2 separate regions of the Homo sapiens genome follow, and region 1 is linked to region 2. Evidence: chromatin loops called from intact Hi-C (ENCODE). Cell type or tissue: Caco-2. All regions are shown on one strand. Each heading gives the region's core, and the rest is flanking DNA. Links, peaks and the distances in the headings are about the cores only.

Evidence for each region. A loop is a pair of places that touch in the nucleus more often than their neighbours do. Peaks named below come from ENCODE experiments on the same cell type or tissue, not always from the same donor. Only the 100,000 strongest peaks of a DNase experiment are listed, where the experiment ranks them.
Region 1: a loop joins it to region 2, with 2.6 times the contacts of the local background. A loop is called at or near these places in 5 of 110 quality-filtered maps.

The regions. Positions count from the first base shown.
Region 1 is chr3:72,736,154-72,748,876 of GRCh38, forward strand. It overlaps LOC124909396 (a long non-coding RNA gene), which reads left to right and starts at 2,753. Exons shown (of 2, transcript XR_007095963.1): 1 at 2,753-2,881; 2 at 3,175-4,388. It also overlaps a transcript of SHQ1 not described here. RefSeq lists an enhancer at 3,056-3,564. In Caco-2, for the core only: no CTCF peak of the experiment used is centred there; a DNase peak (open chromatin) is centred at 2,748; H3K4me3 peaks cover 716 bases.
Region 2 is chr3:72,661,438-72,674,160 of GRCh38, forward strand. The region is part of intron 5 of LOC105377161 (a long non-coding RNA gene); the gene reads right to left. LOC105377162 (a long non-coding RNA gene) reads right to left here and starts at 2,812. Exons shown (of 2, transcript NR_135531.1): 1 at 2,493-2,812; 2 at 1,859-2,130. In Caco-2, for the core only: a CTCF peak has its summit at 4,884; a DNase peak (open chromatin) is centred at 4,917.

The DNA.
Region 1 (12,723 bases), core at 2,609-10,608, 76 kb after region 2:
ATTGGCCAGACCTGAGCCATGGGACCACCCCTGTGGTGGGATTCGGGGTAGTATCAGCCTCATTCCTCTTGTCCCAGCTTTCTGCACAGCCTCCCCCAGGAGGGCATGGAAACCCCAGAAGCCATGGGCCAGGCATCCAAAATGCTACTGGATAGGTATTCACAAACCCCTTCTCTTAAACCAGGGATTGGCAACCTTTTTCTGTAAAGGTCCAGATGGTACAATATTCTAAGTTTTATGGACCAAGGGGCAGAATCAAGGCTATTAGGTAAGTACCTACATAACAAAAGAGAAAAGACATCTCCATAAATTCTTTTCAATCATTAAAAATTTTTTTAAAAAAATCCTCAGTTTGGGCTGGGCACGGTGGCACATGCCTGTAATCCTAGCACTTTGGGAGGCCGAGACAGATGGATCACTTGAGGTCAGGAGTTTGAAACCAGCCTGGCCAACATGGTGAAACCCCATCTATACTAAAATTACAAGAAAACTAGGCAGGAATGGTGGCAGGCACCTGTAATCCCAGCTACTTGGGAGGCTGAGGCAAGAGAATTGCTTGAACCCAGGAGGCAGAAGTTGTAGTGAGCCGAGATTGTGCCACTGCACTCCAGCCTGGGTGACAGAGTGAGACTCCGTTTCAAAAAAAAAAAAAAAAAGAAATTAAAAGATCCTCAGTTTGCAGGCTATACAAAAACAGGCAGTGGGATGGATATGGCCTCAGTGCCCTGGTTTGCTGACTCCTGCACTAATCTCTTTCCACTTTCCGAAGTGCAAAAAGCCACAGGGAAAGCAGAGTTTATACTGGGAAGGAAATCTAAGGGTACTGTAGGGTTAGGCCGGGGGTGGTGGCTCATGCCTGTAATCCTAGCACTTTGGGAGGCTGAGGTGGGTGGATTGCCTAAGCTCAGGAGTTCGAGACCAGCTGGCCTAACATAATGAAACCCCATCTCTACTAAAAATAAAAAAATAAAAATATTAGCCGGGTGTGCTGGGGTGCATCTGTAGTCCTAGCTACTCAGGAGACTGAGGCATGAGAATTGCTTGAACCCAGGAGGTAGAGGTTGCAGTGAGCTGAGATCGTGCCACTGTACTCCAGCCTGGGCGACAAAGCAAGATTCTGTCTCCCAAAAAAGAAAAAATAATAATTAATTAATTAAAAAGGTACTGTAGGGTTAAAACCACAGCCACGGAAGGGGAGAAGGAGAGGAGAGGCAGGAACCCTCTGAAGGCAGAGTCTGAAGGAGAACTGGGGAAATTTGGAAGGGGAAAGATGCATCTTTGGGGGCAGTGGCTAGGATAAGAGAGTAAGAGAATGAAAGAAAGAAAAAGAAGATTTTTACAATGCAGCTGTCCCTCAATATCTGCAAGCGATTGGTTCCAGGACCCCCAGGATACCAAAATTTGCCAATGCTCAAGTCCCTGATAAAAATTGGCATAGAAGTTGCATATAACCTATGTGCATCCTCCTATATACTTCCAGTCATCGCTAGATTACTTATAATACCTAATACAATGTAAGTGCTATGGAAATAGTTGTTACACGGTACTGTTTAGGGAATAATGACACGAAAAAAAGTCTGTGAATGTTCAGTATGGAATTATCCTTTTTATTTTTTCTGAGTGGTTTTCCACCCACAGCTGGCTGAATCCAGGAACGTGGAACCCATGGATATGGAGGGCCAGCTGTATTGGCTGTGCCTTACAAATGAAGTGCACCAGAGGCTACAATAAATATTCAATTGCTTTTCAATTACTATGGATAGTGAATTGAGTTCTCCCTTTTTCTTAATGTGACACAATGCTGATCTGGGCCCACAAGTGGATGTGTCTTTCCGTGGGTTGCCCCCCAATTCCCCAGCTCTGCTAACCCTCCCGTGTTCAGCCACCCTGAGCAATCTTGTTCCCTCACCCACCACATCTCTCCACCTGAGACATGAACACCCCACCCTAACGTCCCTCTGCTCATCCAACTCCTGTTCATCCTTTCTTTGGGAGATCTTCCATGGCTCCCTGGGTGACCCCTACTCACTGAGTCCTTAGTTCCCACTGCACCCTGTGCCCAACCTGGGAAAAGCCTGAGCTCTCTCGGGTTCCTCGCTTTAAAATGGGATCACTTGCCTGCCCCTGCTGAAAACGAGGCAAGGTAGAAGAAAGCCCTTTGCAATCTGTAAAGGGCTAGCTAGGCACCTGAGGGCTGTTATTGGCATTTGGTTCCAGGAAGGCCCTGTTTTTGATCGTCTTCTCTGTTCCATCCTCTCCAGGTGAAGCTTCAATGTGCCCCGAGAGCCAGGTATCCGCAGAAACAGAAATACTGTGTTATTGGCAGGAATTAGATAAGCTTGTGAATTTAGGGATCTGCTTCGCGCCAATTTCATCAGCTTGGGGATGGGGGTGGGATGGGAGTGGGCAATCTGACTCTTCTAGGACAGCCTCCTCGTATTCCAGGTTATTGTTTCCCCATCCCAGGAAATCCTGCGGGTGCCTTCCCCCAACGAAAGCCACTGATGTCGCCCCTCTCCTCCCAGCAGCTTCCAGACCGCGACCTTCTGTAGCTCTGCTCAGAACTTCACCTGGAACAGCTTCTTACAATTCTTAAACAGCCCCTCAGTCGACTGTGATTAAGCATACACTCCAGCCTCAGCAAGCTTGGCGTCTGCCCCTGCCGCTGGGAGACCCTCCTCCAGGCACCTGCCCTGGGCCCCGCCCCGCCCGGTCCGCGCGCACGCGCAGTGGCCCCACCCCGCCCCGCCCCGCGACGCCCGAGGACCCGACGGAGCTACACCCGCTAGTTCAGCCAGGAGGCCCTGCGCGGCTCCGGGGAGAGCTGGGTGGTTATGCCACCTCATTAGACACATTGGTGGACGATGCCGCGGATTAGCGGGTTGGCTCTCAGGGCGGGGCGCAGGCTTTCTCACTGATCCGGGAGCGTGGGAGCAGGGGCAACGCGGGGCCATCCGGGAGCTGCCCGCCTGCTTCGCAGTTGGCTTTCCGGGCCCTCGAGCAACGTCTGACTTTGCCCTTTGTTTTTAAACACCATGCAGGATGGTTTGTGTACAAACGAAGCCGTGTCACTTCTCAAGTGTCGGTGCTCAACGTGGCAACGCCCCTCCCGCCCCCAGTACAGAGATCCTGCCCATCCACCGACAATCCCCCTCCTCATCTTCCTTCCCCCAGGTGCGAGTGATTCAAGGAAATCCGACTGGAGGGAACACACGCTGCGATGCACCCTCTCCTCTTCCATTGAGCCAGGGGTGACCTTGAGAGACTCAGGCCACCTCACCAGGCTCTACCAGGAACAGCGTCTACAGCTGGTAGAGAGCACGGGCTGCAGAGAGGTAAAGATGGGGTTCGGAAGCCAAGGCTCCCCTTGTTGCATGGGTGACATCAGGCAAGCTACTCAACCTCTAACCCTGGCTTCCCCTTCTGTATACTGGAGACAGTATCGGCCCCACAGGCACTTGTGGAGCAAGTGGGTTTGAGCTGAGCTCCTCTGAAAATCAGAGGCACACTCAGAGAGTAGCTCAGAAAACCAGGATGTGTCAGTTTCATTTGCTGGGAAGCAGAAGCCAAGATAGAATTAGAAGTGCAATGTCTGTGAAGGAAGAATAAAGGGAAAAGGAAACAGGAGTGGGGCAGGGGGCAGACCAAAAGGAAGACAGACAAGTGTGAGAAGGAGCCCCACAGTGCAGTGTAAGCTTAAGAAGGTGTGGAGAGGATGGGAGTCACTCACTGGGCAGGAATGGCCCAGCTCCAGCACCTTGCTATGACCAGCCAGCTGCTGGGAACAGGCCAGGAAGAGTGTGGCCTTAGCGCAAACACTGGGGTGGATCTCGAGATGAAGGTGTGGCCGCTGGAAGCTGTCACTTCACCACTCCTCTTCTGAAGAGAGAGCTGAGCCCTGCACATGGGAGCATTGGTGAAAAGGGTGGTAGACGTTTATCAGTAACCTTACTGGTTTTGTGCTCCATCCTCCATCTCCCAAAGTCCCCCTGACCTTGCCTTCAGCTCCAGGAATGGCCACATGACTCAGACAAAGCCAACCAGCCATCCCATTTCAGTGGCCAGTGATGAATGATTCAGTGTTTACCCAAACGCATCCAATCAGGGTGAATCTGAGGACATTTGCTGGGGAGGCTGGGACACAGATAATCTCTTTTCTGACAGATGGTAACAAGAAAGTAGGTAGCTGCAGGGGCTGCTGGCAGCCATCTTGAGACATGAAAGGTGTCCAAATTGGGATGAATTCAGCACTGAAGATGGTGGTACAGAGAAACAGGAGATAGGGCCTTTGATCACATTGTTGGATGGCTGGTTAAGCCTCTCCTGAAATCCATTCTACTGCTGGACTTTACAGTTCATAAACTAATAAATCCTCTTTACTGTTTGAAGCAGTTGTGTCAGGTGTCCTGTTACGTATAAGAAAGGCCTCTGATTTGATCAGCAATAGGGAACTGGATGTCCTCTGAGCTCCAAAAGTCAGCACAGGCCTAATGCTCAGGCGTTATGGAGCCTCGGACTGATGAAAGGGTGGTATGGGCATCCATGACTGCTTTTGGGACCTCAGGGGAGCAGTGTGTGAATGTTCATTTCAGAGTAATGACAGCAACTCCACGTGTCTGCATCCTTTTACGCCCAGCCACTCCCTTTCCTATGACCAGCTGCTGTCTTCACCCTCTCGCCTGTATCTTTTCTCCATTACATAGATCCTCCTAACTCACACTTCCTCCTTCCTGAGTCGAGTTTGCAAGACTGATTCCAGATTCACCTTGTGATTATCCTAACGCATCTCTTACCTTCAATAACTTCCAAGGGCCTTATCCTCTCTTCATTTCCCAATTCAAATTTCCGGGAGCAGGACTTGGATTATCCCAGCTCTTGCCTATTTAGACAACCTCAGAGATTCTATTTCCACTGTATGTGGAGGGGACTGAGTATTGGTACTTTTGAAAAGTTTCTTGGATGGTTCAAGTGTGCAGCCAGAGTCAAGAACCCCTGGATTAGTAGAGCTTTCCAGGCCAGCTGACCCCACAGTCGGCCCTTGGGTCAAGTTCAAGCTCAATCCAGTCAGCTAAGAGCAGAGCCACAGGGTCTCACTATGCCCAAAGTCCCTTCCATTGGCAGAATCTGTGGCTACAGAAGGAGTGAGAGGAGGCCAGGCACAGTGGCTCATGCCTGTAATCCTAGCATCTTGGGAGGCCAAGGCAGGTGGATCACCTGAGGTCAGGAGTTCGAGACTAGCCTGGCCAACAAGGCAAAACCCCATCTCGACTAAAAATACAAAAATTAGCCAGATGTGGTGGCAGACGCCTGTAATCCCAGCTACTCAGGAGGCTGAGGCAGTAGAATTGCTTGAACCCAGGAGGCGGAGGTTGCAGTGAGCTGAGATCGTGCCACTGCATTCTAGCCTGGCAACAGAGTGAGACTCTGTCTCAAATAAAAAAAAAAAGAAGGAGTGAGAGGAGATAGGCCCCTGCTTGACATGCTGAGGACAAACAAGCCTAGCACAGCGCTTGGCTTCATGCAGTCGCTCAACAAATGACAGATGTTATTACATTCCTGTCTCTTCTGTAATTCAAGGGGATGCAGTTGGCCCTCCGTATCCTGGGGTTTCACATCCATGACTTCAACCAACCACAGACTGAAAATATTCAGATAAATAATAAAATACAATAAAAAATGCATATTTTAAAAATAATATAGTATACTAACAATTTCCAAAGCATTTACATTGTATTAGGTATTATAAGTAATCTAGAGATGATTTAAAGCATACAAGAGAATGGAGGTAGGTTATACACAACTATTATGCCATTTTATATAAGGGACTTGCACATCGCTGGATTTTGGTATCTGAGGAAGTCCTGGAACCAATCTCCCACAGATACCGAGGGACGACTGTATTGTCTTTAAAATAAACTATGCATCTGGGTGTGGTGGCATGCATCTGTAGTCCCAGCTACTCGGGAGACTGAGGTGGGAAGATCCCTTGAGTTCTGATCACATTACTGCACTCCAGCCTGGGCAACAGAGTGAGACCCTATCTCTTAAAAAAAAAAAAAAACGTAAAAAATAATAACGTAAAACGAAATAAACTATGCTGCTATAACACAACAGAGGAAGAGCTGCTGAGGAAGCACCTAGAGGATCTAGGCATCCATGCTTAGCAAATTTACTACAAAAACAGGAAAATCCTCGCTAATCAGATTTACATTTGAGAGCAATTGCTGCCAGTGCAATAGGAATAAATGCAGTTATGAGTGTTATATTTCAGGAGGTTATTTGATGACATGGGAAACAGGACCTCATGTTAAGAGAAAGAAGGATATAAATTTATGTAGTATATGATTCAAATTTTGTTTAAAAACTACATGTGTTTACTCATGTTTCTACAAAGAAAAATAGAGAAACTGAAAAGGTATCTGTGGTTTCTCAGGAGAAAGAGTTGTTCTTTTTTTTTCTTTTTTTCTTTTTTTTTTTTTTTGAGATGGAGTCTCACTCTGTTGTCCAGGCTGGAGTGCAGTGGCATAATCTCGGCTCACTGCAACCTCTGCCTCCCAACTTCAAGCGTTCAAGCGATTCTCCTGCCTCAGCCTCCCAAGTAGCTGGGACTACAGGCATGCACCACCATGTCCGGCTAATTTTTTTGTATTTTTAGTAGAGATGGGGTTTTGCCATGTTGGCCAGGCTGGTCTCGAACTGCTGAGCTCAGTCCTCGGCTTCGATCCACCTGCCTCGGCCTCCCAAAGTGCCGGGATTACAGGCGTGAGCCACTGCACCCAGCCGAGAGTTTTTCTTAAAGCTAATTATGTCCAATTTAGAGGGCTAATCTTTATTCTAAATACTATCCTTCTACTTTTTGGCATTAACAGGCTTTTATGAAAGGATTGTTTCAGTAGAATACTGCCTGGGTTGGGTTAGAGATGCACATCCAGAATGAAAAGTCGGCAGCCTTATGTCAGCACCCTCTGCACGCTACCCTGTTTGGTTTTGTTTCTAATTTTAATTTTGTAGAAATCAATACAGAACTCTGGAACCCACTGCTTTAGAAGATAAGAATCTCTTTCCTGCTCCGATCATTCTGGCTTGCCTTGGATTTAAGGCTCTTCCAGAAGGACCTGGCCCTGATTCACTGGGATAATGTCCACCATGTCCAGGGGCACTGCCCAGAGGGGGTACTTTTCATATTCTCTACCAACTAATCTTCCACCTGCCAGCCTAGGGGGCAGTGAGTGGAGAACGCTGGGAATTCAGGGTTGGGGAGGAGGGACAGCAACAGGAAAAGATTGAACATATGTGCCAATTAGGCCAGGAGATGAGGACCCCAGACCCGGAAGAAGGAGGAAGAAGAAAGACACACTTGATCTTCCTGCTTAGAATGTTGGCAGAAGTCATATTCAAAAGATAAGAGAATCAAGACTTATGAAACAAAAGAAAACCAAAGAAAGGCAACACGGCCGATGCTAGGTGGGGATTACTAGCTAGTAAAGAGCTGTCGAGTGTTTGATGCCATTTATTCATTTGAGCTCTCCAGTTGCCTAGTTTTTCATTCAACAAGTGTCGTCTGAAGGTGTTGTGTGGACAGAACGTTGTGTGGGATCCAAAGCTGAAACAGATACTTAAGTCTGTGCTCTAGTAAATAAGATAGGACACGCATATTTACCCCACAGGGAGCAATAAATACTCTAAGACCATTACAAATTGTTCTGGGAGTTCAGAGGAGGGAATTTATTTCTAGTCCAGAGCAATGAAGGGTGACCTCCTGGAGGAAGTGGCAGTTGAATGGGGGCCTTGAAGGATGGGTGAGATTTAAACATGCAAACTATCAGCAAGGGAAACGGGAGAGCAACGCAGGAGCAAACATCAAGATGGGAAAACACAAAGCATGTAGGGGAAACACAAATGCAATATTTTGTATTATGGGCGAGGCTCTACAAGAGGCACTGGATTGCAATGGGACTATTGTTTCCAGGGGCCCTCTGGGCTGGTGGTCAAACTACTGGAACTATCACTATTTCAGACCAAGCCGGGCTCACAAGTCTTAGCTGTTCTTGCCAATTCTTCTCCTGAATACTCACTCCAATAAGAGCAGTCAGGAAATGTTTCTTGGGAAATAGCTTCAAAGACACCAACATACCACTATGAACACTTAAAATATGGAGACAGAGCATTTGGAGTACTGCTCCCAGCATGTTGGAGGGAAAAGAAGCAAGACCCTTCCCAGAGGTAAATCCTGTTGTTTTCTTCCCAGTGCTTGGGCATCCAATCCCACATTCATCCTTTTCCTCTAACTTATCTTTTCATGACTTTGGAAAGCAGTCTTCCTTATCTAAGAAACAAATGGCCTCCCCGGAGAGCTCAAAACAGCAAAGTCATTTATCTGTTTGACATGTGTTTGCCTGTTTGTTTTCTCCAGCCTTGAGACAAGAGTTGTGTCAACTGTGGATGGCTGTGCCCCAGTCACTTGAGAGACATGAATCAATTTCCAGCTGCATTTATCACTTGCTGCCTTAAATCAAGTCTAATCAATGCTTCCTTCATTTGGTATGGATTGAAACTATATATAACACACTCAGAAAACAGGAGAGAAAAGCAGCAGATCACAAAAATTCCATCAGGGATTTAGATGGAATGATGTTAGAGAAACATTTGCAATCTTTCATTTGCTCTAATGGAGACCCCTGACCAAACAATCAGAGATTTGCGTTTATGAAGCTTCATTTGAATTTACCTGACATGCAATGACATTCCATGACAGGTCATTTGATACATTGGGGGGGGGGGGTGGTTTCTGCATCTTTAAGGATTTTATAATTAATACACTCTTAGGATCTGATGTATATTTATAATTTTATTCCTATACTAAGTTTTAAACTCATTTCCATTTATTTTAGAGATATCTGTTTTGTCATCATTGACTATATAAGTCAATTTCCAGTTATAACATATAAAGTAATAAAAATCCCTTTGTAACAAAGTAGATATCCAGGAGTCTGGTTTTTTTTTTTAAATAATTTTATAAAGTCTTAAATATGGCCCTCTCTCTACTCCTCCCAATTCTTGGTATTAATAATAGAATTTGATCCACGTAACCAAAGTGGATTTTTCATTAGCAGGTGTGAAAACCGCTCCCCAGCTGTCAACCAATTTAGAATGTGGTAGGGAGCACTCTTGTCTCATTTGCAGATTAATCTTGTGCCAGTGAAAGGTGATACCAGCTTAGTTACCGGCACCTAAAACCTGGCCATGCCCACAGCAAGGCCTCCGATTATTCTTCAAGGATAATGGGACAAGAGAGACAGAACATAGAAAAATAGGTCAATGATAATGCAAGCCTAGAAGATGAGGCAGTGCTGTGATTCATTGGCATAATTAATATTTCTATCTAATCTGCTGAACTGTGTAGACTTTTACCACTAGCCGGCCTCTGTAGAGATTAACAGGGCTGACTCATTTTCACAGTGCCGGCTCCCCCAGCGACCTGTTGTTAGGTAGCTAAATAGAGCCCTGTTCAGCTCTGGGAAGTCAGACAATAATAATAAACCCTTACGTTGGTTTAACACTTTCCAGTTTATAAAAGTGCTTTGAACATACAGTCTCCTAGCACTGGAAGGCCAGCAATAAAAGCAGTTCTATTTCCATTTCTGTCTACGGCCATACCACCCTGAACGCGCCTGATCTCATCTATTCCTTTTTTTTTTTTTTCCTTTGAGACAGAGCCTCACTCTGTCGCCCAGGCTGGAGTGCAGTGGCACAATCTCGGCTCACTGCAATCTCCGCCTCCCAGGTTCAAGTGATTCTCCTGCCTCAGCCTCGAGTAGCTGGGATTACACGGGCCCGCCACCACCCCCAGGTAAGTTGTTTGTATTTTTAGTAGACACAGGGTTTCACCATGTTGGCCAGGCTGGTCTCGAACTCCTGACCTCAAGTGATCTGTCTGCCTCGGCCTCCCAAAGTGCTGAGATTACAGACATGAGCCATCGCGCCCAGCCCCGTTTCTAAGATGAAGGGAAAGGTGTCGTTTGGAGTCCCCCCCTCGTGAGCCAGCTACAGTGGAGCTGGGTTGAATTGGAGGCTGCCTCTTGTCAACTGCAAAGTCTTGGTTTTTCCCACTGAGCTGCGACTAGGCAGTCACTGGGTCTCTTCCCTATTCTTGCCCCAACTTATTTTTTTCTCCCATCATCTAGGAGTTTTGGGAAACCCATATGGTTATAGGAGATCCCTAAAGTTGCCTGGCAGGTTGTCTAGTTTAAAAAAATAAATGAAAGGCAGCACCTCTGGAGGTGTTTTGGGTTACTGAGCTAGTGTAGTATAGTGTTCTCAGCCCATCTTAAACAAAGACAGAGTAACGTGATATAACAAAGCTTCAACCTCCATGAACAAAGAAAGGGTAGGAGAAACACTGCCGACACGGACTCTGAAATTAAGGAGCTCACTCACGTTGTCTTTAATACTCATGAGGGTTGTTTAATGAGCTGCCTGGCTTTGAGGATGTCCGGGAAGGATCATGTTTGCTCATTCTTTGAGGAAGGGAATAACAGGTTTTTCTACCCAAGACAAGTCTCACTGAAGTAGATCCTGTCAAGATTCCTAAGAACAAAAATTGATGGAAGGAAGAAAACTTCCATGGCGTTAAATTTTTAGACGAGAGGATTTGCTTAACTGGCTTGACTTCAGTGGAAGTAAATGAGGGGAGTTACAGATAATACTTTTTCAAACTGGCTTCAGATAATGTACTAGTGAGAAGAAATGCATTTTCAATGGTCATAAGGATTTGGAAGCTCTCCAGGGAAGCTGAGAGAAGTCTTGTGAACACATTCCAACAAAGCAGTTATAGTGTTCAGGAGTTCACAAGCATTTTAAGTGCCGTAGTCACCCCAGGATCATGTTAATACAACCTGGAAAAGTACAAACATTCACAACCTTCACAAACCCTAAGTAAAAAGCATCATACCCTTTCTTGAAATTAATGATGCTACTGAGATTAATAGATGAGATTTCATTTCCTCCTCAAAGCAAATTGGTTTATCTTATTTGTTCATTCATTCAACAAATATTTATGGAGTGCTTGAGAATACGGACACTGATGATTCAGTGTTAACAAGACCCTACCTCCCCAGCAGCTTAAACTCAAGTGGGAAAACCCATATTTAAACTATTAATGGAGAATTACACTTCCAATCCCGATGGATTAACAGGGACCAGATTTACTCTCCCGTCAGACATAACCAAAGCAGAAAAATGGGAGCAATACACAAAACCATGGCTTTCCAAACTCTGAACTTCAGGCAATGAAAGACAGTGATCCTGAGAGACAGAAAACAAGGTGAGATCTACTGCTTTGAAAGACTTTCCATGCTATGTAGGGAAGGACAATCAAGGCAGAACCCAGGGGGTTATGGAGTTCAAAGACAGGGCTGAGGACTTGGGGTGACCAAGGCAGCTAACATTTGCAGCACAGAGCTCCAGAGAGGAGAGAGCTGCACAGAGAACGCTGGATATCTGGAGAGAGAGAGGAGAGCCCTCTTCTAGAACCATCTGAAAAGATGAGAGGGGGCTGGGTGCGGTGGCTCATGCCTGTAATCCCAGCACTTTGGGAGTCTAAGGCGGGTGGATCACCTGAGGTCAGGAGTTCGAGACCAGCCTGGCCAACATGGCGAAAACCCATCTCTACTAAAAATACAAAAAATTAGCCAGGTGTGGTGGTGCATGCCTGTAATCCCAGGTGTTCGGGAGGCTGAGGCAGGAGAATCACTTGAACCCGAGAGACAGAGGTTGCAGTGAGCTGAGATCATATCACTGCACTCCAGCCTGAGTGACAGAACAAGACTGTCTCAAGGAAAAAAAAAAACACACACTCACATTAGAGAGAAGAGTCCTCAGTACGCACACTGGGAACAGTGTGAGTTCAATCAGCCAGGCTGAAAAACTCATAATTCATAAGGCATGGTGGAGCACTCAGGAATATCAGCACTGGGGAATAATTTGCCCTAGACTGAGCACCACTCCAGACCTGCCTAACAAATTACAAAGCAAGACCCATAAGGATCAAACTACTTCCATGTCACTGGACTGCATCCCTAAACAAAGATCAAGAGTATATATAAGAATGCATATCTAGCACCTAAGAAGGTAAAATTCACAAAGTGTGGCATCCAATCAAAGACTATGAGGCATGCAAAAAAAAAAAAAAAAAAAAAAAAAAAAAAAAGACTCATATGAGGACTTGTATCCAGAATTTATAAAGAACTCTCAAACTGCCGGGCGTGGTCGCTCATGCCTGTAATCCCAGCACTTTGGGAGACCGAGGTGGACAGATTGCTTGAGCTCAGGAGTTCAAGACCAGTCTGGGCAACATGGCAAAACCCCGTCTCTACCAAAAATACAAAAATTAGCCCAGCACGGTGGCACACATCTGTAGTCCCAGGTACTTGGGGGGCTGAGGCATGAGAATCGCTTCAGCCTGGAAGGCAGATGTTGCAGTGAGCTGAGATCACGCCACTGCATGCCAGCCTGGGTGACAAAGTGAGATTCCAGCTCAAACAAAACAAAACAAAACAAGGCAAAAAAACACACAAAACAAAACCAACCAAACAAAAGAACTCTAAAAAATCACATCCCAGCCTGGGCAATATGACGAAACCCCATCTCTATAAAAACTACAAAGATTAGCTGGGTGTGGTGGAGCAAGCCTGTGGTCAGGAGGAGGTGCGAGGATTGCTTGAA
Region 2 (12,723 bases), core at 1,465-9,464:
AATGGCAGAAGGAAACCCAGGGAAGCCAGAGCAGTAGTAAAGCAGAGTGGCCAAAAAATTTCAGGCTATGGAGTCAGATGGATGACTTAGCCTCTCAATTTCCCCATCTGTAAAATGGGAATCGTCATTAGTAGCTGCAATGAAGGGGCCTGTGACAATTGAACAGCGTGCTACCTGCAAATCATTTTGCACAATGGCTGGCATATCGAAAACATGAGTAAAGCCTGCACAATGGATACTATTAACTGAAGGGGAAATGCCTGGCAAATAGAGGTGGTTCAACCAGGTGGAATTAAAAAGGAGAAAGGGATTAGGTGAAGGGGACAAAGGGATAGCCAACCCCTTTTATAAGAAACTCTCATAATAGTGGAATGTAAGTTGGTTGTTTCTCTAATGACTTATGAATATACAAAGCCCCATTGCTAAACCCCTAGGCATGATGGATTTTGATTGGGCCGCAGTGTAAATTTGGATATGATATTCCCAGGACTCCTGGGTAGTAAGATTGGATTTCTGCTACCTATAGAAATTCAAGAGGGAAGGGAGGGAAAGCAATAGAAGACTATTGTGTTGATGTGTTGTAGGCCACGTTTGGTTGCAAAGAATAGAACCGCCTAAGATAATGGGGTAGAGTAACATTTGGGGCATTTAATGGTGGGTTCACACCATACTTCTGTACTCATCAAATTTCTCTGCTGCATCCTAAAAACCTCTCTCCCCCAACTGCTATCCCCAGCCTGCTCAGCAAGAAACGAGTCAGTTACTCCGTAGGGAAATAAAGCAAGGACTGCATTTACTCCCGGGCAGCACAGTGGGAGAATGAAAATCACAGGCTCCACTAGGTTTGCTCCAAGGAGCTTGGGATTTCTTCAGTCACAACCAAATCATCTCTCTTGTCTGGCAAGGACCACCAGACCTCAATAATCATCCAGTTTGCAGTGACATGTCCCATGGCTAACACCCTCCCCCCATCATGCCCACCCCACAACAATGGGCAGGACAAAAGCCTTCTTGGACAGGTGACCAGCTGAGACCACTGAACCCACTGAGAGTAGTGAGTGGAATAAAAATAAGGTCTTATTCCTGATCAAGGTGGATAAGTTGAGATCAGTTTGAAATCCTCATTGACTGGGGCTCCAGACGTGCTTATTCAAAGTATATAGTAGGCAATCCGGTGGGCACCCAGCAACGGGAGATCAAGATAGCCAGGCCCGCCACTGCATGTCAACTCAGTCCCCTTTTCCCTTTACAGACTAGCATGCCTTCTCTCTGCCTTCCTAAGAGACAGTACACAGCATTAAAGTCACTGCCCCAACCCGGCTGTACATGATCTTTCAGGTCAAATGCCAAGCACTATCTAAGTGTAGTTATGTGTCTCTTAGTTCACACATTTGACAGACAAGTTGGTTGGCTCACAGACTGGGCCTATGGATTGGTTCCTGGTGAGGAGTTTACTTTTGATACAGTCAGTAGTGGGAGATGGGGGGATGGAGTTAGGTGGCATAGACATGACGGCTTAGACATACCTCCTCCTTCCATTAGGTGGTGAGGGACTAGACTCTCAGAGGTCGGACAGGGCCTTGGCAGGCACCCCAAATATATCCACCATAAACAACCCCCAACCCAATTCAGATTTCACAAGTTCCCTCTGAAGCATCATTACAGAGTTCTTGAAATCTAATCTATTCCAGAACATTCCCAGATGGACCAAAAAAGAACTGACACATTTTTGTATCCTCCCTTTCTCCCAGAATCAAAATTTTCAGTATTATTTTGAAACTAGCTATCCAGAAATCCCATTTTTCAGAGCAAAGTCTTTTGTGGTTAATTAAATAATTAACTCCCATTTATCTTTTCAACAAGTCTCGGTTTTCATAGAGCGGGCTTCTTTAATGTGGGGTACACCCATATGGGTGTTTCTGGGGCAACAGTGTGTCACAGAACAAGCCAATTAAGTACAGGCGAGTTAATGGCCTTGTCCAGGTTAATAGTGAAGCCAAGCGCCTGTTGCTGAGTCTTCAACTCTTCGTTAGCTCAAATCCCAGTTGTAACTTTCCACTAGGGCTGTGAGTTGTGACTTTCCTTAATCCACCAGATAGAAGCAGAGCAACAGCAGAGGCTGTAAATACTCTGTCAGGGCATGAAGAATAACAACAATAAGGCATTCATATTAGGAGAGGAGATTCATTCATCACGGTTTGTTTACCCTCTCAACAACCCAGAAGAGTTGGTGTCACTGTCTCTGGGGAAGCAGCTGGCATAAGGAAATCAAATTGCGGTGAAAAGAATGTGAGCTTTGCAGTCATATGAGCCTCATTTCAAATCCTGACCAAGGCCTTTACTTCTCTGATAAAACAAATCTGTATGGCAGCTCTGATTGGTCAGCCCCCATACCTTAACCCTAATTAAAGAGTTTGAATATCACCCCTGCTTCTCTGGTACTCAACCTTTCTTCCAAAAAAGGGGATAGGGGTGGTGATAATACTACCCACCTCATGGCATGATTGTGAAGGTTACATGAGGTCATGTGTGTGAAAGGACCCTCTCTCTAGTAGGTGCTCTTTATGCTCACTCCTTTCCTAATGTAACTGACTTTTTCCAGGTTTGGGATGATCTTCTAAGGTTTCTCAAATGATTGTCATGACTGATGAATTCAACACAAAGAGAGCTGATGAGGAAAGCCAGGCTTTCTTCACTCTCCTGAGAAAAAAATTCCCTCTTGGGTAAGACCTGCCATCAGGCTGAGATCCCATCCTTCTTTCCAGATCCTTCTTCCATGGTGGCAGAGGCTTCTTGTTGCTAATATTGGTCTTCCCCTAATTCTATAGAAACAGAATTCCTAAGTTTAAACAGAACCTTATGGCTACTGAGACAGAGAGAGACCACATTCTACATTTCCCAACATCCCTTGCAGCCAGACATGACCATGTGACTAAGTCCCCACCAATGGGATGTGAGAGGACATGAACTGTGCAATGACCAGATCTGACCCTTAAAATGATTAAGCTTCTCTTTCTCCTTTCCTATTGGCTGGAATGTGGACAAGAAGTTGGGGAGCCAGTTTTGACCCCCGTGGAGGAAGACAACACTCTGAGCAACAAGATAGAAGAAACCTAGTCCCTGGACAGCCTCATATAGCAGAAATGTCCTGAACCACCCACCAACCTCCAGATTGTTACATGAGAAAGAAACACACTTCTGTCTGGTTACCACCACTGTACTTGGGGGTCCCTTTATTACATCAATGCAGTCTACTCCTGACTAAAACATTCACTTTCCTTTATCAAAATTCATCTTCAGATCTTGTCTGGAGCAAGAACGGTCTGGAGCCAAGATCAGCCTTCAGAGTAGATTGGATTTCATCATCTCGCTGCCTGTAAGCCAGATTCAGTCCACAGACATGCTTTGGTTGGCTCCTATAGTGCATTTTTAAAAATTTGAATTCATTGTCAACATTTACATGTTGAGAAATTTCACATAAAAATCTAAAGGACTAGCTTTTCTTGAGAAAGCTGAAGGTCTGACCACCCTAGGTCCACATCTTCCTTGGTGAAATTCAGCGGATGCTACATTGTCCCTTTAGATGGAGTGAGCGTGCTTCAGCTCACCATCATCAGTGCCTATGGCAAATGCTATTGGGTCCTGGGATCTTGCCATTTGGAGGTCTGATGGCCTGACTTCCAATCCCCAAGGCCTGTAGTCTTTCGCCTGAGGACTTGCCTGCTTGGCACACACGCATTGTAGACCAGAGACACTGGAAAAATTAAAGCATCCTCAGCAACCCCAATGAATGACTGGTGGGAGCTGATGGAGAAATACCCATTTCACAGATGGGCAGCTGAAGGGCACCTTTGACGCTGGCCTCTGGAGTCTGTGTCACAGTTGCCCACAGTGGTTTAACTCACCATAACTCACACCCTTTATTGACTGGCTGCCATTTCCTGGATCACCTTCCAAATCAACTGCTTATATTCAAATCCTGCCCTCGAGGAACCTAAGTCTCAGAGCCTGCCCTAGGGAACCTTAAGTCACCAGTCCCTTTGGTTTTCCACCAAATATTAGCATTTATCATCAGCTGTGCTGTTATTTTTTTTTCTTCTGGTAGAGAAATATTTATATTTCTCATTTAAATACAGCATGTTAGCTGTATTTAATATTTATTAAAAATGAATAGAAAACGAAAAGATAGACTCAAAGGACAATGTGCTTCAGGAAAAAAAAAATAGGTGAGAGTATATCTCTTTGTGCAAGTAAAGAATATTCCTGCATATTTAACATCCAAATACTGGTCTGCTGAGTGCGCTGATGTTATCGGCCTAACCCGTGGGCATCTGTGTTTGTGATTCCTGGTGTTCAGCTCTGAAAGCTCTTGTTAAAACTCAGAAGTCATTACCCCCTGATTTTGAATGAGGTTCTGAGATTAGCGAGATGGCCATCTGGCAGCACGCTGAGAGAAAAAGTGGGAAGACACATACGTTTCAGTTGGAGGGAGGAAGGACCAAAGGAAATCTTATCACTGGGGCCAGGCCAGGGAGCTCAAGGTGGCATCAGAGGAGGGGGCCTCAAGGGAGGTGAGAGCAGAAACCTGATCTTTCTGTGATCTTGTGAAAGTCCCTTCCCCCATAGTGTCTGCAGGGCTTTGGCGGGTACACACCCTCCATTAGAGCATAGCTCTCCTTCTATTGACACAATAGAAGGTGCGTCTATTGTGCGTCTTCTAGGTGCGTCTCTCCTGGCTATGCAAGAATACCTGGAGGGCAGAAGCTATACCTTATTCTACTTTTTACACCCAATGGCTGGCAGAGAGCTCGCCACATAGTAGATGCCCAATAAAGGTTTGTCTTGAATTTTTGCTGGCCAGTGTGACCCTAGAGTGAGCCAATCAGAATTACTATGTAAGCCAGGGGGCGCTGTGGTTCAGTGTTCATTTCTCAACTGGGGCGCTGAAAAGTTTTTTTTGGCTGTATGCTGCAGTGATTAATATTGCACTAGCTGGCACCATGTCACTTAGGAGACAGTGGCATGGGATCTTCGAAAAACTAGCTATCTCTTACCTGGTTTGCAATCAGCCCATATAAGAATGGGGGCTCTGGAATCAGCCTGCCTAGGTTCAAATCCCAATTTCCTTACTTACTAGCTGTGTGCCCTTGGACAAGTCATTTAACCTCTCTGTGCCGCCATTAAAAAAATGAGAATCTAATGAGCTAGTGCATGTAAAGTATTTTGCACCATACCTGCACAGAAAAAGTGCTTAAAGCATGTTAGCTTTTTTTTTTTTTTTTTCCTGAGACAGGGTCTCACTCTGTCGCCCAGACTGGAGTGCAGTGGTGCAATCTCGGCTCACTGCAACCTCCACCTCCAATCAAGCTATTCTCCTGCCTCAGCCTCCCGAGTAGCTGGGATTACAGGCACATGCCACTACCACCTGGCTAATTTTTGTATCTTTAGTAGAGACAGGGTTTCACCATGTTGGCCAGGCTGGTCTTGAACCCCTAATCTCAAATGATCCACCCGCCTCCTAGGCCTCCCAAAGTGCTGGGATTACAGATGTGAGCCACCGTGCTCAGCCAGCATGTTAGCTATTTTGGCTTTGGTTGGAAACAACAGGATCCTGATAAAAAGAAAGCCAGAGTAGAAAAGAATCTAGAAAGATATGCACCAAAATATTAATCAATTATATGACAGTGATCATTTTTTATTGTTTCTTTTCTGCTTATTTGTGATTGCTGATTTGGTTTTCTTTACAATAAAGTTATATGACCTCTATAAGCTTACTCTAAGAGTAATAAAGAAGAGAAGGAAAGCTGGACTGCAGTGGGTTTTCTGTGCCATTCCCCACTAGCACTGCAAGGAAATTGTAGAATCTAGGCTCCCCTGAAAACGCCACACAAACCAGCTTTGCCTGTGCCTTCTGGAATTCCCACACCAAGAAGCTTCCATTCTGTCTCTGATATGGTTTAGCTGTGTCCCCACCCAAATTCGTCTTGAATCTTAGCTCCCATAATCTCCACATGTCATGGGAGGGACATGGTGGGAGGTAACTGAATCATGGGGGTGGCTTTTTCCTCTGCTGTTCTCAAGATAGTGAATAAGTCTCATGAGATGTGATGGTTTTATAAAGGGCAGTTCCCCTGCACACGCTCTCTTGCCTGTCGCCATGTAAGATGTGCCTTTGCTCTTCCTTCACTTTCCACCATGATTGTGAGGACCCCCCAGCCATGTGGAACTGTGAGTCCATTAAACCTCTTTTTCTTTATAAATTACCCAGTCTCGGGTATTTCTTCATTGCAGCATGAAAATGGACTAATATAGCCTTCACATCAACAGAGAAAGGGAACTTGAACATAAGTTTTCTGTGTTCTTGGTGGCCTGTGGGGTCCCAAGGATTCACATTGCAAGGCCATTTGGCATCCACACTCCACACAAAGCAAGTTCATCAGTTCCGTCCAATACCTTCCTCATGGCCAGCCACAGGGTAGATTCAGGCTGCTCTTGGCCCCAACACCTCTCTCTTGGGGTTCACAGTATAGTAAGGAGCTGGCACAGGCACTTCTGTTAGCAGGTAGGAGGTATGCATTCATTCATTCATTTGGTGACTATTTAATGAGACTTTTATGTGCCAGCCCCTGAATGAGGAATGGGGCTATTGCGAGGCTCTAGTGGGCTAATGCTCAGCCATCAGCTACAGGATCACATGTGGGTGGGCTTCTGCTGCCCTTCAGGTCCATGCTCTGCCCTTCTCCACCCTGCTTTGTGCCCAGAAGTCTGACTGGCGAGCGCTATGTTAACGTGCCTTCTTGCCTCTGGCATCCTGTTGGTTGGACCAGTTGAACAGCCCTGGCAGGAAAGTGGAGGGAGGGAGAAGGTTGAGGCTGGGGTACTTATCCCCCTGGTACCTTCCCTGACTTCTGCTGGACCTGTCCCTCCACCAGAAGTCACTGATCGTCTCACAGCAGCCTTCCGTATGGGACCCATCCTCCCATTTCTAGTATCTGCTCCCTCCTGCTGTCCCCTCCTGGCCTAGAAACATGGCTACTGTGGGAGACTGCACCTTCCCTACTCTTCCCCCACACCAGGCTCCTTTGTAAATCAGCCCTCCTGGAAGTATCCTTATATGAGGGGGCATTGGTCTCAGTTGGGACACTCCCCAATGGTTACTATTTACCCCCATTCTACAGATGAGGAAACTGAGGCTCAAAAAGGTACCTCACCCAAGGACACTCGGGAGGAGAGGAGGCAGCACTGGAACCCAGGAGGGCTCGATCAGTGTGATGAGCAAATTGTTCAAGGCCTGGAGGGGTCCCTTTGGGATCTGGGACTTGATCCCTCCTCAGGTGCCTTTCCTGTCTTGGTGCTCCTCCTCTTGCTTGGAAGGGACTGTGGGAAGGATGAGGGTTTGCCAGGAGAGTATCAGGGAGCAATACTGGCTCTTATGAGGGGCTCACATATTACCTGGGCTTTTCTCACCATCAGAGTAAAACCAAGTTCACAGCCAAGCTTAGGCGCCTGCCCAGGGCCAAAAGTCACAAGGTTCATCTGTCTGCTTTGGGTCCGAGGCCAGCCTAGTCTGGGAACTCTCCCTCGGGGACCTCGTGGGGCTGAGAGAGGCCAAACGTCTTCCTCCCATGGATCCCCCTCCCCACTTCGTGGGTTTAACTTTGTCCAGGTCCTCCCCACTATTCAGGAATGCAATCTGAAAAACCAATTCAAACTAGGACTCATGGTATTCACCCATTCCCCCCACACCCACACAAGTGAGTGCACATACACACAATCAATCACACGACTCTGCATTTTAAGCAAGATCCTATTGCAATGCTTAACCCAAAACAATAGTGGGATTTCAGGCACTAGGTAAGCAAGAGATTCTTCCAATCTTACCACAAACGTGTGAATGACCACTCCACCTACTCCAAACCATGGTGACTTTAAGAATGAAAGGGAGCAATGTGAATAATGAAGTCCAGACAGCTGGAGTAAAAGGGACTGTCCCAGGCAAACCATGACATGGAGTCCCTCTGCCTATGGGTGACAGGAAGTTGAAGATGACTTTTCCTTTAGTCCTAGCATTGTGGCCTAAGCCCCAAGCTAGACATTAGGCACAAAGAGCCCACATGCTCCAAAGCACAGTTTCTGATCTTTTCTTGTGCCATGAATCCTGTTGGTATCAGTGAAGCAATCGATCCCTTTTCAAACTAATGGTTTTAAATGCACAAAACAAAATACATAGGATTGCAGAGAACTCACGATACAGCTGTCAAAATATTAAACAAATTTATGGGCCGGGCGCGGTGGCTCACGCCTGTAATCCCAGCACTTTGGGAGGCTGAGGCGGGCGGATCACGAGGTCAGGAGATCGAGACCATCTGGCTAATATGGTGAAACCCTGTCTCTACCAAAAATACAAAAAAAAATTAGCCGGGCGTGGTGGCGGCGCCTGTAGTCCCAGCTACTCAGGAGGCTGAGGCAGGAGAATGGCGTGAACCCGGGAGGCGGAGCTTGAAGTGAGCCGAAATCGCGTCACTGCACTCCAGCCTGGGCGACAGCGAGACTCCGTCTCAAAAAACAACAACAAAAAAACCCAAAAAAACCCCCACAAATTTATGATATAGTAATACTCTTGTTTCTTCTTTATTAATACATTAAATAACAAGATCTAGCAATGAGTCTAATTACTACTGTAATTTTTACATAGAGATGAGTGTAAAATGTTACTTTTAAATATCTGTGACAACTGTAGTGTGATTTCTGATTGTGAAGGGTAACAAAGTCATAGGCACTACTAATACTATGGGGGGGTTGGTGTTTACATTTTGAACAGAAAGAAATGTCAGCTTTTACCTAGAGATGAACAAATATAAAAAATAAATCTTCCCATCCAAGCTTACAGACCCCAGGCAAAAACAAAAACCCCATTCCTAAAGGGAGCCACTAAGAGGCCATGAGTTCATCATCTAGGCTTGTGTGTGTGCACGCGCATGTGTAGAGATGGGGTCTCTCCATCTTGACCAGGCTGGTCTCAAACTTCTGGGCTCAAGCCAGCCTCCCACCTCAGCCTTGTAAAGCGCGGGGATTACAGGCATGAACCACTGCACCTGGCCCACCCAGGCATATTAAGAGGTGCCCAAATTGGCCCAACCACGATCACTTACTTCCCCCCCTCCAACTTTTATTAACAGACTCAGGGATGGAACAGGGTTGGTACTGCTGGTGGGAACTGCTTCTCTTTCCTCCAGTTAAGAGAGGAGAGTAGCTTGTAGAGATTGGGGGTGCTTGCAAGGGAAGCCAGGCATTTCATTCCTGGTTGGACTCCCATGAGAAACAGGATTTTCAAATCCATTCCAGAAAAAGCAGGAGAGAATTGGAGTCTGTGAGGCAGAAAAAGGTTGCAGTCAACCTATGAAATCCACCCAGGATGTTAAGGGACAAGACAGGGGAGATAGATCAATTGGAGGAAAATAATCTAATTCATCTCATCATCTTCAGAATCATCAATACATAAAGTGTGACTTGCATTACAGTTGCATCCAGGACACCACCCAAATGCAGTTATGGACCAAGGAAGTCATGGGGAGACCCATTCCCTCCTATGATCTGAGAGCACCAGCACCTTCCCTCTCAGCAGCCTGATGACCAGAGACAGAACTTACAGAACTGCCTGGTTAGACCTCGCTTTCTTTTTGGGGACTTGACAGTCCTTCTGGTAGGGGTGCCAACTGACTGGAGTCTGCCCCAAAGACAGCAGAAAGCCTTAATAATTGGATGCTTAAACAGAAGACAAAGAAATGTATGCTCAGGGAGTCTGCACCCCAAGTGACAATCCCAAACTCAAGGAGTCCTATGCGTGTGACCAGCCACAGCAGACATCTGCGTGCACCAGATCACATCCTCATGGCCACCTGATTTCACTGAAGCTCTGATGGAGAGTTTGGCAGACATTTCCAGAATCCCACCTCAAGCACACTTGCAGAGGTTTTCCCCAAAGCAGGGAAAAGCCACTTAGTTGATGGGCACAGGTAGAAGCGCAAGGATGTTCATTTTCCCAGGGACAACACCTCAACATTAAGGGAGTGAGAGTCAGTGGATAAATGCCCCAGCCTCTCCTCCCCACAAAAGGACAATGCAAAGGCACATTCTACATCTATGATGCCTTGCAAGTTACCCAGCGGCTAAGCAGTAAAATAAGGCATGGTTAGCAGCCTTTCTCTCTTCCCTCTCTCCTTCTCCCTCACTCTTGCTTTCTGGGTAGCTTTCCAGATAAACAATTGCACCCAACCCTTGTCTCAGGGCCAGCTTTTGGAGGCATCCCAGTTAAGGCTGTGGTTCACCACATAGCTGAATACATCAGGCTTCCTTAAAGGGTCCCCAGAACCCATGGCTTCATTGGCAAGAAGCTGGAAGCCCGCAGGAAAAACGTTGGAGAGTGGAGATGGAGAAGAATCATGAAAGGCGAGGTAAACCATTGTGAAATTATAAAATTCAGTAGGTTGAAAAAGAACAGAAACCTGGCCGAGGAATCACTGGAAGAGCACACATTGAAAAATGTGCCTAGACAGTTGAGAATCTGTCAACTGACAGGAGAGGGCTTTGTGAAGAAAACGAACCAGAGCGCGATGTCAAGCAGACAGATTGGTCCAGTTAAGGACAGGGGAGGCTGGGGAGGCAGAGTGAGTTATGAAGCCCTGGCTTTGGCTTGTGGGCGGTCTAGAAGAGCCATTCCCAGCAGGGATGAGACACCGAGTCCCAGAGGACAAAGAGGAGGGAAAGGACCTTCCAAAGGCTACTGATACTGCTGCCTGCACCTGCGAGGTGTTTTGCGCCACAGGCAAGCTCAGCGTTCCCTAAATGTGCAGTCTGCAGGACACTGATTCTGTAAGGTTCTCTGGATAAAAAGCGGATGGGGTGAGTATGGGTGGGGGGAAGCCCCCTCTTGGAGAGTCATTCATTCAACAAGTGCTCATGGAGTACCTAATCTATTCTAGGCATGGTGCTGGGCACCAGGATCATAGCAGGACACCAGACAGACAGTTCTGCCCCAGGAACATTGCAGACTCTGGGGGAAACAAGGATTAAACAAGAAACACGGTATTAGCTAAAACTCACTGCATGGAGGGCAAGAGTTTACATGTACTACCCGATTGAATCCTCAGAACAAACCTCAAGGTAGGAACTTCACAATCATTATTTTAGAGATGAGAACACAGAGGCCGGCACGGTGGCTCACACCTGTAATCCCAACACTTTGGGAGGCCGAGGTGGATGGATCACTGGAGATCAGGAGTCGAGACCAGCCTGGCCAGCATGGCGAAACCCCATCTCTACTAAAAATACAAAAAAAAAAAAAATTAGCTGGGCGTGGTGGTGGGTGCCTGTAATCTCAGATACTCAGGATACTGAAGCAGGACAAATGCTTGAACCCGGGAGGCAGAGGTTGCAGTGAGCCAAGATCTCGCCACTTCACTCCAGCCTGGGTGACAGAGTGAGATTCTGTGGAAAAGAAAGGGGAGGGGAGGAGAGGTGACAGGATGGGAGGGGATGGGAGGAAAGGGGGAAAGAAGGAAAGAGAGAAAGAGAAAGAAAGAAGAAAGGAAGGAAGGAAGGGAGGGAGGAAGGAAGGAAGGAAGGAAGGAAAAGAAAGGAAAGAAAGAGGGAGGAAATACAGAGGCTCCGAAAAGTCAGGTGACTTAGCCAAGGACAAAACTGCAGTATGTGGTGGAGCCATGACCTGAACCCAGGCAGTTTGGCTCCCATGTCTGCATTCTGACCTGCTACACATTTTTATCAAAGGATCTGACAGGTCCTGCAGGCAGGACCTGCTGCATAATTTGCAGCACCCAATGCAAAGTGAAAATGTACCACCCTGGCTGGCAGTGGGGAAGTCGTTTTCCTCTTCTCATGGGCACCTCAAATCACAGCATACAGACAATCCCCAAGGGGTTGCAACTTCCTCAGTACCGGGGTTAGAGGTAGGTGAGAGGTCCCCACTGAGTTGCCTGCTAAATGTGCAGAGGTGCTGTCAGCTCCACACTGGAATAGCTGCCACCTTGCCCTGACCTGAGACACTGTGCATCGGGCACTGGATCCCAGCCCTCTCCTTACCTACACACAGGCCCCTGAGCGGGGCAGAGGATGACAACAAATGGGGCCTCCTCTCAGGCCAATGGGCCTTGAGCACCATGGTTTGGGGCCCTGGGTGGTATGGTCTCAGGGCACAGCCAGCCAGTGGAGGCCGGTGAAGGGGAGCAGGCCGCTGAGAACCCACCCTAGGGAGCAGTGGGGCAGGGGGCTACATGTGAGTCAAGACCCCAAGCCACTGACACACATTTCATTGTCCCATCAGACTTCACTTAAAAAACACAACTTCAAGGATAAAATTACTAAGAATATCTTGTCTAGGCTGGGCTCTGTGGCTCACACCTGTAATCCCAACACTTTGGGAGGCCAAGGCAGGCAGATCACTTGAGGTTAGGAGTTTGAGACCAGCCTGGCCAACATGTGAAACCCCGTCTCTACTAAAAATACAAAAATTATCTGGGCATGGTGCCAGGCACCTGTAGTCCCAGCTCCTTGGGTGGCTGGGGTGGGAGAATTGCTTGAGCCCAGGAGGCAGAGGTTGCAGTGAGCCCAGATTGCACCACTGCACTCCAGCCTGGGCGACAGAGTGAAGACGCGATCTCTAAATAAATAAATAAAAATATCTTGTCTAACATTGCCACTGCCTGA